Linked DNA regions of Homo sapiens: region 2 is linked to region 1. Evidence: chromatin loops called from intact Hi-C (ENCODE). Cell type or tissue: endothelial cell of umbilical vein. All regions are shown on one strand. Each heading gives the region's core, and the rest is flanking DNA. Links, peaks and the distances in the headings are about the cores only.

Evidence for each region. A loop is a pair of places that touch in the nucleus more often than their neighbours do. Peaks named below come from ENCODE experiments on the same cell type or tissue, not always from the same donor. Only the 100,000 strongest peaks of a DNase experiment are listed, where the experiment ranks them.
Region 2: a loop joins it to region 1, with 12 times the contacts of the local background. A loop is called at or near these places in 1 of 110 quality-filtered maps.

What each region holds. Positions count from the first base shown.
Region 1 is chr5:99,166,144-99,174,004 of GRCh38, forward strand. No RefSeq gene overlaps it. Among named protein-coding and RNA genes, the nearest start is that of CHD1, 240 kb to the left of the region's middle. In endothelial cell of umbilical vein, for the core only: no CTCF peak of the experiment used is centred there; a DNase peak (open chromatin) is centred at 3,408.
Region 2 is chr5:99,726,582-99,734,442 of GRCh38, forward strand. No RefSeq gene overlaps it. Among named protein-coding and RNA genes, the nearest start is that of LINC02113, 200 kb to the left of the region's middle. In endothelial cell of umbilical vein, for the core only: no CTCF peak of the experiment used is centred there; DNase peaks (open chromatin) are centred at 3,810 and 4,272; H3K27ac peaks cover 1,142 bases.

The DNA.
Region 1 (7,861 bases), core at 1,550-5,549:
TCAGTTTGGGGAAATTTTCTTTTATGATTTCTTTAATAATATCCTTGCCTGCATTTTCTCTGTTCTGTCAGATTTTAGTCTGATGTGGAAATCCTCCAGTAATCTAATTTTAAAATGTTTTCTCTCCTGTTTTCATTTTTTCGACTTTTGCTTTGTTGTCTTAGAGATCTCAATTTTATCTTTCAACCCTTCCATTGCATTTTTAATTTTTCAATTCCTTTTATTTTTCTGAAGTTTAATTTTAATCATAACCTATTTGTATGTTTTTTTAAAAGGCCTTTACTGAGGTATAATTTATATGCTATAAAATTCACCCATTTTATTATACAGCTGCAATTTTTCTCTATTTCTCTGAGGATATTAATTATAGGTATTTGAAGTTTCCTCCTGTTTTGTTTTTCATTATTTTTGTTTTTCTCTGAGTTCTTTTTTGTGTGTTTGCTTTCTTCATTCTATTTTTTCCTTTTTAGAAGGGGATTTTTCTCAAATCTTTGGGGATTCTTGGTAATTTCTAAGTGTGAAAACCTAAAAAACTGGAAGCTGTAGTTCTTAAACAAAACTTGTCTAGACTTGGGTTTTTCTCAGGGTGATTAATAGAGAGTTCTCTGTTTTGTTGGGGCACCCCGAATTTTCTCTTGAGCTATCACTTTTTCAAGAGAACTTTCTCATCTCCTACTTGGGCCGGGAGTGGAAGTAAATAAACCTGTCTGCCAGCATTCTAGAAGCCAACTTGGGGATGGAGACTGATGATGCATTCATGCACCAGTTTTCTTTCATCTAATTCTCTTGTTTTCAGTACATGCTCCTCTTCTCATCAGTGTCTGGATCTCTGAGTCCAGAATTATTTGTTCCAACCTTCAGCCCCCTGGCAGCATGAATCAGGGAAGTCACCTGACTACACAGATACATGTGGGATTTAGGGGTGCATTGTTTCTTACATAGACTTTCAAATACTTCCTTTTCTAGTTTCATCTTTATTCCTACCTTCAGAAGTACCAGATCTATCCAACTCCTGAATCTTTCTGGAGTTATGCTCTTAGAATAATCCTGCTTTTCAGCATATCTCTTCTCTCTGCCCCTCAGTCATAAGCTTTTAGCTTGCTTTGGTTTGTTGCGTTTATCTGTCTCCTTTGCTTTTAGCCCTTACATAAGGATAAAGAACACACATATAGAAAGGAGCATAAAGTATACATGTGTAGCATAACAAACAATGTTAAAGTGATAGGAGTTTAACCACCATCTGAGTCAATAAGTAATACATTACTGCCTCTAAAAAAGTCCTTGTATGTATTCCATTGTGATTTTACTACCCTCTCCTTTGAAAACAACCACTCTCCCGATATTTTTGTGAATAACTTTCTTGCTTCCATTTGTATTTTTTTTGCCGCCTATGAATGCCTCTCTAAGCAATATATTTTAGTTTTGCCTCCTTTTTGAGCTTGACATCAGTGGAAATAGATTATACATAATCATTTGGGTCTTACTTCTTTGCTGAATATTACGATCATTAGGTTCATTTATGCTGTTGTGTGTAGCTGTAATCCATTTCATCCATTTCATTGCTGTGAGAGTGTGCCATAGCTTGATTAGACCACAATTTAAAAAGATTCTGTTACTGCTGGGCGTTTTAGATTTTTCCATGTCCTTTAGCTTTATAGCTTTTAAAATTATCTTCTCTTTTTGCTGTTGCCTTCTCTCATCCTCTTTGGGTATGTATCTTAAATAAAGTTCTTATTTTTTTCTTTTGAATCATTTGTACTTTTTAAGTAGGGGGGCACTGGGAGATAAACCCTATGTTTAAATGAAGCCAGGATTATTATGTTAAGCTATTATATGGTGTCAAAGTTATAGAAATTATGCTAAATACATTTTTGTACACTTGAGTTCTCTGATTCTTTTTGCTGTCATAAACCAAGACTGAGGAACTTAGGACAATGTTGAAGCTAAGTTTTATAAAACCTAAAATTACGATTTGGTTAAGAAAGAGATCTTAGTGCGTTTGATGTAGGAATTCCACTTTGCAAAGAGAATGGAAGTAACTGTCTCCATACAAAGGCAACCACAAACTAACGCTTGCCTTTGAATTTGTGATATCCCCTAATTCTCCAGTATTTTTCTTTTTACATTAATATTCCCTTAAAAACATTACCTGGAATGATCCTCTGTGCATGGAGAAGTACACATTCTGCAATGATAAGTGTAAACAAAACTGAACATTTTATTTCTCCCTTTTTGCTATTCTCTGACCTGCAGTGCATTCCAATACTTTCTGCTTTCAGTTAACACGCAGTTCTTTATTATTTTGATCACTGGACCTCAATAGCGCAGCACACAGGCAATGGCCAATGGATATTCTGGCCTGAATATTAATGATATCTGAGTGCAGACTGAGATATAATAATGCTAAAAATTGTAGATGATGGTTTATTATTTCTAGACAGTAGCACACAGCTAAAGGGAGAGTATAGGTAATTAAATACAGGTGATATAAACACACACTTTACTCTTTTGTGGCCAAATATAATTATATCACATATATCATAAATTCAAAGTTTCATTTTCAAAAGAGCAACCTAATTATTTTCAAAGCTTTTTGTAAAAAACCCCATTCATGACCTTGATGATTACACAGACTAAGAAAGCTATATTTAAAAGAGTGTTTTTCTGTGTAAGAAATATCTTTTAGTGGTTCATTAAAATCACTGTGAAGCATTTTTTCCCTTTCAGGTTACATAATATAACGATAAATATACCTGCTCTGATCATAAGCATCAGTGTTTAATTGAGGAATCAGTTTGAACTCCAGAAAACGTGGTACCTATTATTCATAGGATTGAATATTTTTTGATTTAAAAAAACACACAAACAAAGAAAAAAGCAGATAACTTAAGGAAGGGGAACTCTTATAAAGTAGAAACTTTACCTGTGATGTAGTGGTGTTGCAAAGACCACTAATGGTGTCTCCTACTATCTGATCTGGAAACAAAGACATTGTCCTGTTGTATTTTATTTACAGAAAAATAGGGTTACATGGAATCACGTTACTTGTATAAGAAAGGCAGTCATCACCTTTCTTTTATTGAATACATAATTTTTCAGGATTTGGGGATGATTTTTCTAAAGCAGAATCCTTTTTCTTTTGGAATATTTCAGATAATTTCAATAGAATCTCAGCTGGAGCTCAAGACTTGGTTATTTTCTTTTTCTTTTATTTCTTTTTTCTTCTTTCTTTTTATTTTTTATTTTTTAAATGAATCCAGCATTCCTTTGGAGAACAGAAGGTGGCACTCTTCCTTTTATCTTGTGAAATTTTCCACTTGAATGTTTAATTCTTCCTGTTAAGATTCGGAGCAGCACCCTGTTGGCAAGTTGATTGTTTCTTTGTGGTTAATGACTACTTTTTCACTTATCAAAAGACAGGGACACATTCCATGAAGTGTAATATTGAATGTGAGGCACCAAGTGTCATTGGCAATTCAATAGTAAATAGCGGTTAAAGTTTGATGAGGTCTCTTACAGTTTACTTGCCCGTGTGAGCAACTTGTTTCCTGAATGATTTTCTCCTCATTTTGTTTTATTGATGTAGGGAATAGAAAGCATCTAAATATAGGAGATCACTTGGAAAAGATTTGCTATTACCACTTCCACATGCTCAGAAACTGGTGGCTGATTAAATGAGCATATAGTGATAAAATGTGTGACCTTTCAGCCAATTCTAAGTCTCAAACTTCTTTTTGAATCTTAAATCTTGTTTTATTTTCTTGTATTTGGTATCTATCTAGGCTAGTTAATGTTGGTAAGGTTGAGATTGTCTCATAGATGGCAACAAAATTGGTTTGATTGCCCTACGTTGTATTTACATTTTTTCCCAAGGGCATGAAAGCAGTTACACATATTCAAGTATTTTCTAAATAATGTTATCTTGTTAGATTTAATATATTCTGTTTCTTTTTTGAAGGTCATCTCTTCATTATGCATATAAAACAGGCCCAGATTTTCCTAGTGGTCCTACATTTTAGGCTTCATCGTCATATAATTTGCTTCAATTTTTAAATATTTTAAGCTCCAAATTGAATATGAATTGTAAACATCACTGTGTCTTGTTACTAATATAAGTTATTAGGATATGTATGTGTTAGGGAGTTGGATAATTCAATTTGATTCTATTTTTAACATTCTACCTGACATCAGTGTAGAGTTTAAATCCTGGTTCTGCTCAACACTTTAAATGATATGGCCTGTATGTATGTCTGGAGCAATTCTACCTATCATATCCCAGGTTGTTTTTGTGCTGTTTTAATTATAGCTCTTGTTTTTATTAGCTAAACAATTCAAGACAGGTCTTGTACTCTTGCAAAAGTGGTATCTATTAAGAAAGCAAACCAAAATTCACAATAAAAATAAAAAAGTGTTTGGTCCTTTATAAAAACTAGATAAAAATCAATGGATTTTTTGGGATACTGGGCTAGGAAGAAATATCAAATGATAATACCTTTGAGTATAAGCCTAAAAGCTCATGGCTGATAAGACATAGGAAAGGAGCAACAAAACATGGTTCTAATAATCATGACCAGAGAGAGTTGCTTGGATGTCATGATAATCATCTGTCTCCTTTCCCCACTTCCTACATTGATAAACCATAGAAAAAGGAGTTCACAGAAATCAATTATTAAGAGGACCTATTACAGAATCTAGTCCTGGAGAATAAAAATAAGTATAACTGAATCTTTAAGAATTTGAGAGCGATGGAGTCCACGTACTACTTGGTGATTTTTCATTATATTGGCCTCTAGGTAGAATGAGCATGGATTTTCTCCGATTAGAAGGCCTGTAATTTGTTTTGCAGGGACTTTGAAATCAGTAGTTTTAGGCTGTATAGCTGCTAGTCTGGGTGTATTTTGCATGGATTTTACAGCTGTAGCACTCAGGAATAAAGTCATAGAGCCAAAGACAGCTTTCTAATATAAACTTTGATGTTCTATAGCAGAGGTCAGCAAACTATTTTGTAAAGGCCCTATAGTTAATGTTTTAATCTTTCTAGGCCAACAGACAAAAATGAGGATATTATGTAGGTACTTTTATAACTATTTACAAGTAACCATTTAAATATGTAAAAAAATTCTTAGTAGGCTATACAAAAATAGGCAGTAGACCTGGTTTGGCCTGCAGGCCACGGTTTCCTCAATCTCTACAGCATTCAAAAACTGTATTCTGTGTCTATATTTTGTTTTAATAATTCAGGTTAAGATCCAGATGTTTGTTTGGTCAGAAATACAGGAACACTAGTATTCTTAGAGCTTGAATGTTTGTTTGAATTATGTAAAGAACTGTAGCTGATTAGACAGATTAAAATTTTGGTTTGGTTGATTTGCTTGCACTAATAAAGACACATTCACATCTGGCAAACATAAAGGCAGGTCCTCAACAATCAAGTGGCATTTATTTAAACTATTATGGAAATGTCAAAAGTCCTGCTGGAGACAAGGAATCATTACAGCAGGTAGTTCCTGATGTTTTATAATTCTGTGCCTAGGAAAGACCTGATCTAGTTTAATAAGTTAAATAAATCACTCAGGAAAAAATAAAATTGTATGAAAAGGAAAAATGTAAAGGCATAGTTTGGTGATAAATTTTGTCTTGCAGTTGCAGAGGCTCTTTAATGATTCCCTAGTTTGTACTAAGCCTTTGAGAACTGCTTTCCTTGGAATTTGCAGGGAAATATCCAGCAGATGGGCTGAAGGTCTTGTCTAGCTACTGAAAGACTTGCTAGCCCAAAAGGAAATCAGGTCATCCAATCAGATGAACCCATTCTCTTGAGGTTCTGCACAATTGCTTCTCTGGATGGCAGTTAATCATCAGGCCATATGGGTGCTTTTAACATCTGGCTAACTTCCAGGAAGAATTCAATAAGTTTGGTCTAGTACAGTTGGAACATATCTTCCACTGTTTATGTGTCTCATAATTCGTAGAAAAATATCTTTTCATATTGGGAAAAAAGGCTTAGAATCAACAGGGTTTCATTGGCCCTACAGAGTTCCCCTGGCTATGAGCTGTTGCCCACCTTAGGTTTGTCTCCTACAGGAGATGACGTTGCTATCTTCATATCACGAACAATGGTTCATGACATCAAGATATTTCTCCATTAGTTTTGTCCTATGCATGCTTCTCTATGAATTCAATACATGTTTAGTATTTTCATTGTAGGTGATTAGTGTTTTTAGTTACTTTTAAATTTCACTTATATGAGAGAAAAGACAGAAAGTGTAGTCAGGGATGTGTTTTCAACAGAGAAAGTGAACTCAGAATTTTTCTAGTTCATAGACAATAGTAATTTTAAAAAGTAAAGAAAAAGTTCTTTTTATAATTGATTGGCACTTACTGAATTGATACTAAATCTGTCTCAGCCATATTATTTTGATTTAAATATATATTTTCATTAGAACTTCTCTGTACTTTATTTTGATATAACTGTGAGGTAATGATATAAGGTTAACATCTTTGAAATTATTATCTCCACAAATACACATTTTATTTAAAGAACCAATAAAGGTTTCCCCAATAATTGTCAACTAATAAGCTTCCAATATTTTGTAGTAAAATATTCCCTAGATTAACTATCATATTGCATTAATTCTAAGAGGCATATTTTCTTATTTTCACTTTTTAGCATCTTTGGAATCTGGGTGCATCCTGTAAGTGATAATAATAACATGATAGTATGTTATGTAAAACTGGCAGATTTTAAATGATGGTACACCGTAAAATCAGGAGCTGATTTAAATGACAGTGCATCTTAAAATCGATGGTTTCTTAGATTCAGTAAAATAAACTATTTATGGAAATATCCCAGGCAAGAACAAGCAAATAGAAAAAAAGTACATAAAAGAATAGAAACAATAGACATTTGGGGATGTAGAGCTCAATTAAACAACAATCTGAAGGTAAATTTATTCTTAAAATGGATATTCATTGGTGGCCTGTTTTATGCATTAAGCTAGAAAAGTAAGGATTATGAAAAAGGTATATGACATTACCTAGATCTCTAAGAAATTAGAATATACTTTGAGAGTCAAGACAAAGAAATATGAGATAGTGAAACATTGTCTAGCCCTTTTACAAATATTAAAAGTCCTTTAACAAATATTAAAAGGGCAATGTTTATCTGTATATCTCTCTGTGTATGCATATATGCATATGTACATAATGCTAATGATAGAATACATGTATTTCAGCATTTATACCTGTATTTATATATATAAACACTATTGTGGGCTAGATCAGTTGAACTGTTTGGAATCATCATCATGGCTGGGCGCAGTGGCTCACACCTGTTATCCCAGCATTTTGGAGGCCAGGAGATCAAGACCAGGTTGGGCAACATAGGAGACCCTGTCTCTACAAACAAAAAAAAAGAATCATCATTATTATCATCATTACAACTGTCATTGATTGCTTACTGTAAACTGTACCAGGAACAGTATAATATAAAATGTAAATTACAGATAATCCTGAGGAAAGGCTAGAAATTATCCAGATTGTAAGAGTTAGGACAAAAGGGTATTTCAGATGGGGAAAATGGCATCAAGAAAAATTTTAAGTTGGTTATGGGAGTAAACAATTACAGTGGCAGTAAGAGATAATTTTATAAAGTTCACCAACATGGCACATGTATACTTATGTAACAAACCTGCACGTTGTGCACATGTACCCTAAAACTTAAAGTATAATATAATAAAATTAAAAAAAAATTTTATAAAGTTCAAGACTAATTCTGGAGATGAAGTTGGCTAAAAGGCTAGGACCAGATGGTAAGAAAAACTGCATGCCAGAGTAGACAAGGCCCTGAGAAGCTATCAAAGGC
Region 2 (7,861 bases), core at 2,517-6,516, 560 kb after region 1:
TAAAAAATATGCTTCTCAGTGTTGGCCTTGACAATGATTTGTTTGGATATGACATCAACAGCACAGACAACAAAAGCAAAAATAAACATGTGGGACTACATCAAGCTAAAAAGCTTCTGCACAGCCTGAGAAACATCAACAAAATAAAAACGTAGCTTATGGATTAGGAAAAAATATTTGCAACCACTTATGTGATAAGGAATTAATATCAACAATATATTATCTGATAAGGGATTAGTATCCAAAATATATAAAAAAAATATAAGGAATATATAAGGAACTCAAACCACTCAATAACAAAAAAATTAAAAATATAAAATAACCCTACTAAAAAACTGGCAAAGGACCTGCATAAAATTGAGACCTAAAAATGGCCAACGGGTAGATTAAAGGGGAGTTTTTTCCTTAGGACAAATCTTACAAAACTCCTCCTTCTTTCTATTGAATTTGTGGTGTCTTCCTTCAAAGCTAGTTTGACAAATTGCTTTTTTTTCTCAGCTTTATTGAGGTATAATTGACAAAAATTATATATAGTCAAGGTGTGCAATGTGATGCTCTGATATGCAAATACATTGTATAATGTTTACCACATTCAAATTAACTAACACATCCACCAAGATACATAGTTACCAGTTTGCATGTGTCTGTGGATGTGTGGTAAGGACACTTACGATTTACTCTCTTGGTAAATTTTAAATATACAATACAGTATTATTAATTAATTATATTAATATTATTAGTATTATTAATAAGTATTATTATTAGTATTATCATTATAGTCACCATGCTGCATATTAGACTCCAAGAACTTACTCATCTTATAACTGAATGTTTGCAGTCCTTGACCAACACCTTCCCATAGTTCTCACCCCACAGTCTTTGCAACCAACTCTCTCCTACTGTGTTTCTGTGAGTTTGACTTTTAATGTATTTCACTGTAGTAGTCAATGTATTAACTAGATAGCTCCCATCTAGTCGGTATACTTTAGTGAGCAACCAGTGCTATATGGATCAAAAGAGCCATTTCAGGGAAAATAAATAAACCCTTTGTGAGTTCCAATTTAACCTTAGCCTAGGAATTAGCAGCTCACTGTATCAATGACATCCATGGCATTACATATAATAAAATTGAAGGCAAATATAAGCAGATAAGTATTTGATGACCTGATTTTGAATGCCATTTTAAGTGATTTTTAAATGATGACCTGATTTTAAATGTGATTTTTAAAATCACATGAAATCCATCATCCTACTTTTTAAGCTTTTTTATTTCCTACCGTGCATTGATATTGAATCCATTCAAATTCTTATACACTAATTATATACCTTTTTCCTTTAGATTAACTAATTTAGCTTAACTTTGATTTTAACAAAAAAAAATTTGGCTTGAGAAATATAGTATATAAATATATCTTCACAGCATAACAGACTTGAACAGACTCTGAGACTCACCTTATTTGAGAAGCCACAAAGCACCGGAAGGACTTTACCAGTAAGGAGACTATATAATGTAAGGGTAGTGTTGTAGCCAATTGACCAATTCAGGATTGCTAAATATTCTTTCTCACTTCTCATAAATTACAGACAAATTAATAAGCAATAGCAATCAGAGACTCACCCAGTAATTCAAATTAGTTTTTTATATCTTATGTGGACTCCAAGGTCATTTCGGAACAACAGCTCACACAAATAAATAAATAATAAAGGATTTGAAAGTTCTTTGTCAAATGGGATTCATTAGTACCATTATTTCTGTAAGAAATAGTACCATTATCTCTTTATGGGTTCAGAAGATTAGTCAGAATATATTTTGCTAATATATTTAGAGTACATATATAGAATATATTTAAAATATTTAGCAATGTAATGTATATATCTGCAGTATTTTACCTATCATACAATCTAAGAAGTAAAGCCATACCTATCACTGTTCTCTGTCTATTGGCCTCTCATGTATTTCCACTGCTTGACTCCTCTGAAACCACTGTCTGAAATTTTCTGTTTATCAATCCATTGCTTACAAAAGTATATATGTTTAATATGCATACATAAGTATATATATTATGTGATATGTAAATACATGCTTTATCATGTAAATGTTATGATATATAATCTATAATATAGGATACATATATCACAAATGAATATGTATAATTTATCATATATATGAAAGTTTGTATTATATATAACAGTATATAACATATGCCATGTATATCACATATAAATTGATATAAAATCTGCTTTATCATCTACACATATTTTATTATATGTACCTTAATGTGTATATATAATATATCATATATACCATATATACATGTGTTTAAATATGTTTATATATATCTGAAGAAATGTAACATTTGTTTTGAATTTATAAAGAGGCTGTCATATTGAATATACTCCTCTAGAACTTGATATTTTCTTACTAGTCACTTACATTCAACAAAGTTTTCTCCCTTTTTTTTTTTGGTAAAATTTACTTCTAGTATCCTTTCTTTATCTTCTTAATTATGCCTATTTTTGAATCATTATACTGTCCCTGTCTTCTATCATTTTTGTGGACCAATTTTGTCATCAATATGTCTACTCTGTAATTTAATAAATAACTTTGGTTTTGTTGTTTACTGTTTCCTGATCTTTTGATTATTTTCTCATTTCCTTTACTTTCTTTCAATTTATTCTATTGTTACTTTCTTAATTCTTAAGTTGAAAACCCAGTCTGTTGATTTGCTGTTATTCTTCTTTCATAGTATAAACATTCAGAGCTTTAGGTTTTATTCAAATCATCAGTTTCACTTACTACACAAATTTTGATGTGATGGATTTTTTGTAATTCCTTTCTACATGGTTTAAAAGTCCATCATTTCTTTAACTCGTATGTTAAATAGAATATATTTAACATTCCAAATATATATTTTACATTAAATTTTCATTATAAACTTCTAATTTAATTTTATTGTGCTCTGAAAATATAGTCTGTATAATACAAATTATTTGAATTTTACATTGCTATATAAAGAATTATGCAATAAATTTATATAAAATTTCCATATGTACTCTAAACTTCCACATTAAGCTCATGAACGTTGTTTAAATCTTTATGTCTTTTCTTCCCCTTCTCCTTTTTCTCCCACCTGACACCTGTCTGCTCTCTCTCTTCCTTCTTCTCTGGTTCAATAATCAATAACTGAGATATACATGAGAGAATCATCCACTGCTATTTTGGTAGACTTTTTAGTTTCTCACTCTTATTTTAATCAATATTTTACTTTTATCTTTATAATTTTGATAGGTCCATCAATATTTGTGATCTTTATCTTTCAGATGAATTTAACATTGTCATTATGTAGTCATTAACATAGCTATATGAATTATTTGCTTAATTAATATTTACCAAATTTTAAATCTTCAGTCTTTCTGTTTTCAGAATTAAATTATATTACTTGTAGAAAGACCATCACTGATTTCTTTTTAAAATAAAATCTGACAATCTTGTATAATTTAAGTATTCTTGTTGTAGATTAATATATCTTCTCAGCACTGTTTCCAGTTATCAATCTCTCTACTCATGAAAATTAAGAAATTCTTCCTATGATATACATTACTGACTTTATATATTAAGTAAACAGATTGTTTTCTTAAAGAAATGTTTATTACTAAAATAGTCACCATTTTCACAGAATACTTTGAGATGATTTGAAATTAATATTCACAAAAATTCTATTTACCTCTACATTTAATGACTATTAGTCAAGTCGTAATTTTACTGTCTATAAGGATTCTTAAGATGTGGGTCTTATTCTCAAGGCATTTATCATCCAGTTAACGTTCTCAATCCATGCAAGTCTCTGAGAAGTCAATCTATTTAAAGTGGATCTTAACAAACTATCATATTAAACACCTGTCTAATCATGTTCTCGTCAACATCATAGCCATCGTTATCAGTATTCACCATCCTTCACTGACTTTTATTGAGCTCACTGCAGTATGAGTGTGTAATGCTATTTATGCTATTAAAATATTTACCATATATACATGTAGGAGAGAAAAAGTGTATCTTTTTCTCACTTGTTGCCAAATTCATGGCTGAGACACCTATAATAAAAGATAAAATAATAAGAGAAATATCAGTTTTATGGGACATGAGAGCCTTCGGAAATGAAGACCCAAATAAATAGATTAGTCTGCATATTTTTATGAGCAATCAGGTAGAAGTATGATTGGAGGACAAAAGGGAATGATCTAATGGTAATACACCGCAGGGAACTGAGCAGTGTATCTGAGTTGGTTCAGATTGTTCTTTGTATCGCGTGGTCTTTAGAGATAAGGACATTCTTTTCCTCTGAATATAGGAGGACCACCTCTGGAATGAGTGTCTATGACCCACTTTAGAGAAAGGTCAAAGAATTCTTTTCTGGCCTACTTCAGGGGAAATTGATAGAAGAAGGTCAGAGAGACTTTCATGCTTCTGTTCATTTCTCAAATTCCTTCAGCTTAAAATACTCAGTATGCCAAGTAGCCATATTTTGAAATATATTTTAAATTTAAAAAGGCATATATTTGAAATTATTATATTTCTGTACACTTTGACTAAAAATAGTCAAAGGCTTTTCATGATTTATTAAGTGAAATGATCGTAGGCAAAAATTCAAATTTCTCCTCAAAATCATGATATGTATTCTGACCAATCTCTCCACTATAGAAATTTATCCTATACCTTCAATATTCCTTAGTGCCTTCCACATCATCCCAAACTCACTGTTATTCATTCTTTTCCATAATTTTAATTATTTATTTAGTACTCCATACACTATGCATTTAATGTAGTAGCTACCATAGTGAGCAAAACAGTTTTGATCCCTAGCCTAATAAAACTTTCAGTTTTGTTAAACATTCTTATTCTAACTCATTCCGTCAAAAATTCTACTACTCTCTTAAGCTATCGTATCAGTAAGATTTTAAGAACTATAAAGAAGAAAATTCAAAAACCATACCCAATTTCTCCTCTAGATATAATCACTATTAAAACCCTAAGCAGTTTTCAAGCTCAATTAAAAGTCAACGATTGCCAAATAAATTGCCCTAAATTCTTTGACCAGGTAAAATATCTCCTTTCTTTTGAATTGTAAAAGCACTTGAAAATTGCCTAATAACACATTATATTTTGTCTTGTATTATAAATATCTATATATTTGTTTTTTATTGTTATCCTAGAATCTTGAGATTTGAGACCTTTTATTTGATACTTAGCAAATAGTACTTATCCTATAAATATTTGTGCAGTTTAAATTACTTGGTGTTGTTTCTCCACTACTTTCTTTATACCACTTTACATACCACTTTATTTAGACTTCAGATATTTGGTCATGAGATAGAAATTGCACAGATTAAAGAGAAAATTCATAAGCATGACTTAAGTATGCATACAATGTGGTTTAGTAGTTAAAACTGTTTCAAGAATCTGACAGTCAATATACAATTTCCAAATGTGTCAAAAATTTCAGATTTTACAGCAAAACCTGTATTTCCTCATATATAAAATAAATATGGTAAACATCTCCCTTATACCATTGTTTTAAGAATTGAATGAGGTTAAGCAGGTAAGAGGCTAGCATGCTTTAAGTATAATACATTATAAAGACAGTTTTTATTATCTTGTTAATTTATTATTTTACATCAAGTCAATTTGGTTTTGTATCATTCAAATATGGATATGTGTGTGTGTGTGTGTGTCAGTATACTTAAAGCACAAGTGGAATTTGTACTGTGTTTGAAATCCATACAGGTTTTTAAGTTGCCTCTGCCAATACTCTCCAGCCAAAGACCGTAAGAAACACTCCACAGGGAATAATGAGGCTTCTCATTTAGGGAATCTTAGAAAGGATGTATAAGATTTAAACTTGTGGTAGGTGATTTGGGAGTGATAGAGGAAGCATAGCTTGCCTATAGTTTATGTGTTGTTCGGAAGCGAGAGTAAATTTAGATTGGGAATAACAATAATGTGTATCTAGAAGGAAAGAGGATTAGAGTGAGGCCAAATGAAATTAGCAAAGAAACAGCTTTCAAGCTATTAACTATCATTTGGTTATTTTTATGCTTAGGAAAATAGTAATGTTTGTTGTTAGTTGTCAGACTTGATTACACAGAGTTTTGTTTTTTTTTTTTCTTATTGATCTATTATGGTCACAGAGTGGCCTTGTTTGATGATATTCTGTGAAATGCCTTATGTTCACCAAGAGAACACCAAGGCATTGAGGGCCAGGCTGACAGCTCTTTGCAACATGAAGGACAAGCAGATTGTACTCAGCCAGGCTGTGGCTCTTAGTGTTGTTTTTCTCTGTTACCTGTCAACAAAACTTCACATATTCATTCCAAAACAGTTAGTTGCTAAGGTAGAAAGTGTAATAACACTGATCAAAACTGGAAACAAATTCTTAACAAATGCAACTTATTTTTTCTTTTCTTTCATGGACTTTATTATAAAATAGTAGGTGTAAACATTGATCAAAATATTCTAAACAACTATGATATTGCACCTGTATCAATTGCTACAAAGGAGAGGTAAATGGTGGTATGGTAACTAACAGAAAGCGAGGTTAGCTAACACTATACTGGAAATTACCAAAGATTTATCAGAGGAAGTCACAACTTATTTGAGATCTAAAAAAAGGAAAAAGAGGTAACAAAGTAAACAAGGAAAGGAACAGTACTCCAGAGAGAGAGAACATATCTAAAAACATCCTGTATCCTGTGTGTCAGCACTGAAGATTGGTGTAAGAAGAAAAAAAGCCATAGGTAGAGTCAAATCATATGTGTATTTGACAGAGGTCCAGATGAGAGGCTAATAATAGCTGAAAAAATGGGATGATGGCCAGAGAGGAAAAAGAAGATAGATACAAGTATATTTAAGCATTAAACATGGATAATATTAAATTGACATATTTAATAACTAATTAGTCAAAATAGAGACTCCTAATTTTTTGATTTGAGGAATTGTGCTTATAGTGTCAATCACTTATTTAGGGAAGAACGATAATGTATCATTTTTAGGAGGAGAGAAAAAAATTAATTCCTGCATAAGATGGAATCTCAAATGGTTTAGAATCAGTTAATCTCATGTGGGCCCCAGAATAAACAGATCTACAACTCATAGAAAATGATAGGGCTAGAGATATGAATTTAAGAATGGACTGTAAATGAAAATTAAATTCATTTTGTGAGTTTTGCCCTTGTTAAATAGGTTTTGCTTATGTGTTGTATTTTAAGATTAGCCTAGGCTGGGCGTGGTGGCTCACGCCTGTAATCCCAGCACTTTGGGAGGCCGAGGCGGGTGGATCTTCTGAGGTCAGGAGTTCGTGACCAGCCTGGCCAACACAGTGAAACCCTGTCTCTACTAAAAATATAAAAAATAAGCTGGGTACGGTGGCAGGCGCCTGTATTCCCAGCTACTAGGGAGGCTGAGGCAGGAGAATCTCTCGAACCTAGGAGGCAGAGATTGCAGTGAGCCGAGATTGTGCCATTGCACTCCAGCCTAGGCAACAAGAGTGAAACTCCATCTCAAAAAAAAAAAAAGGTTAGCCTAAAAATTAAACTGATGTCCTCAGATCTTTAGAGTGAATCTGAAACTCTAAATCAAATAAAGAATTATTAACTTCTGTTTAAGATGTTGGAATAAGATCTCTGGGATCAGGTGAGTGCTAGGAAAAAAAGCTGAAGTTCTCCCAGCACATCATAGTTTATATATTTAATCTGTTAAACCAGATTATGTGGTTTTCAGTGGAAATGTTTTTCTTTGAGGCGAAGACTAACAAAGGTGGTCTAAGGGAACAACCGAGTGTACCGTCTATTGAAACCTCTCCTTTCT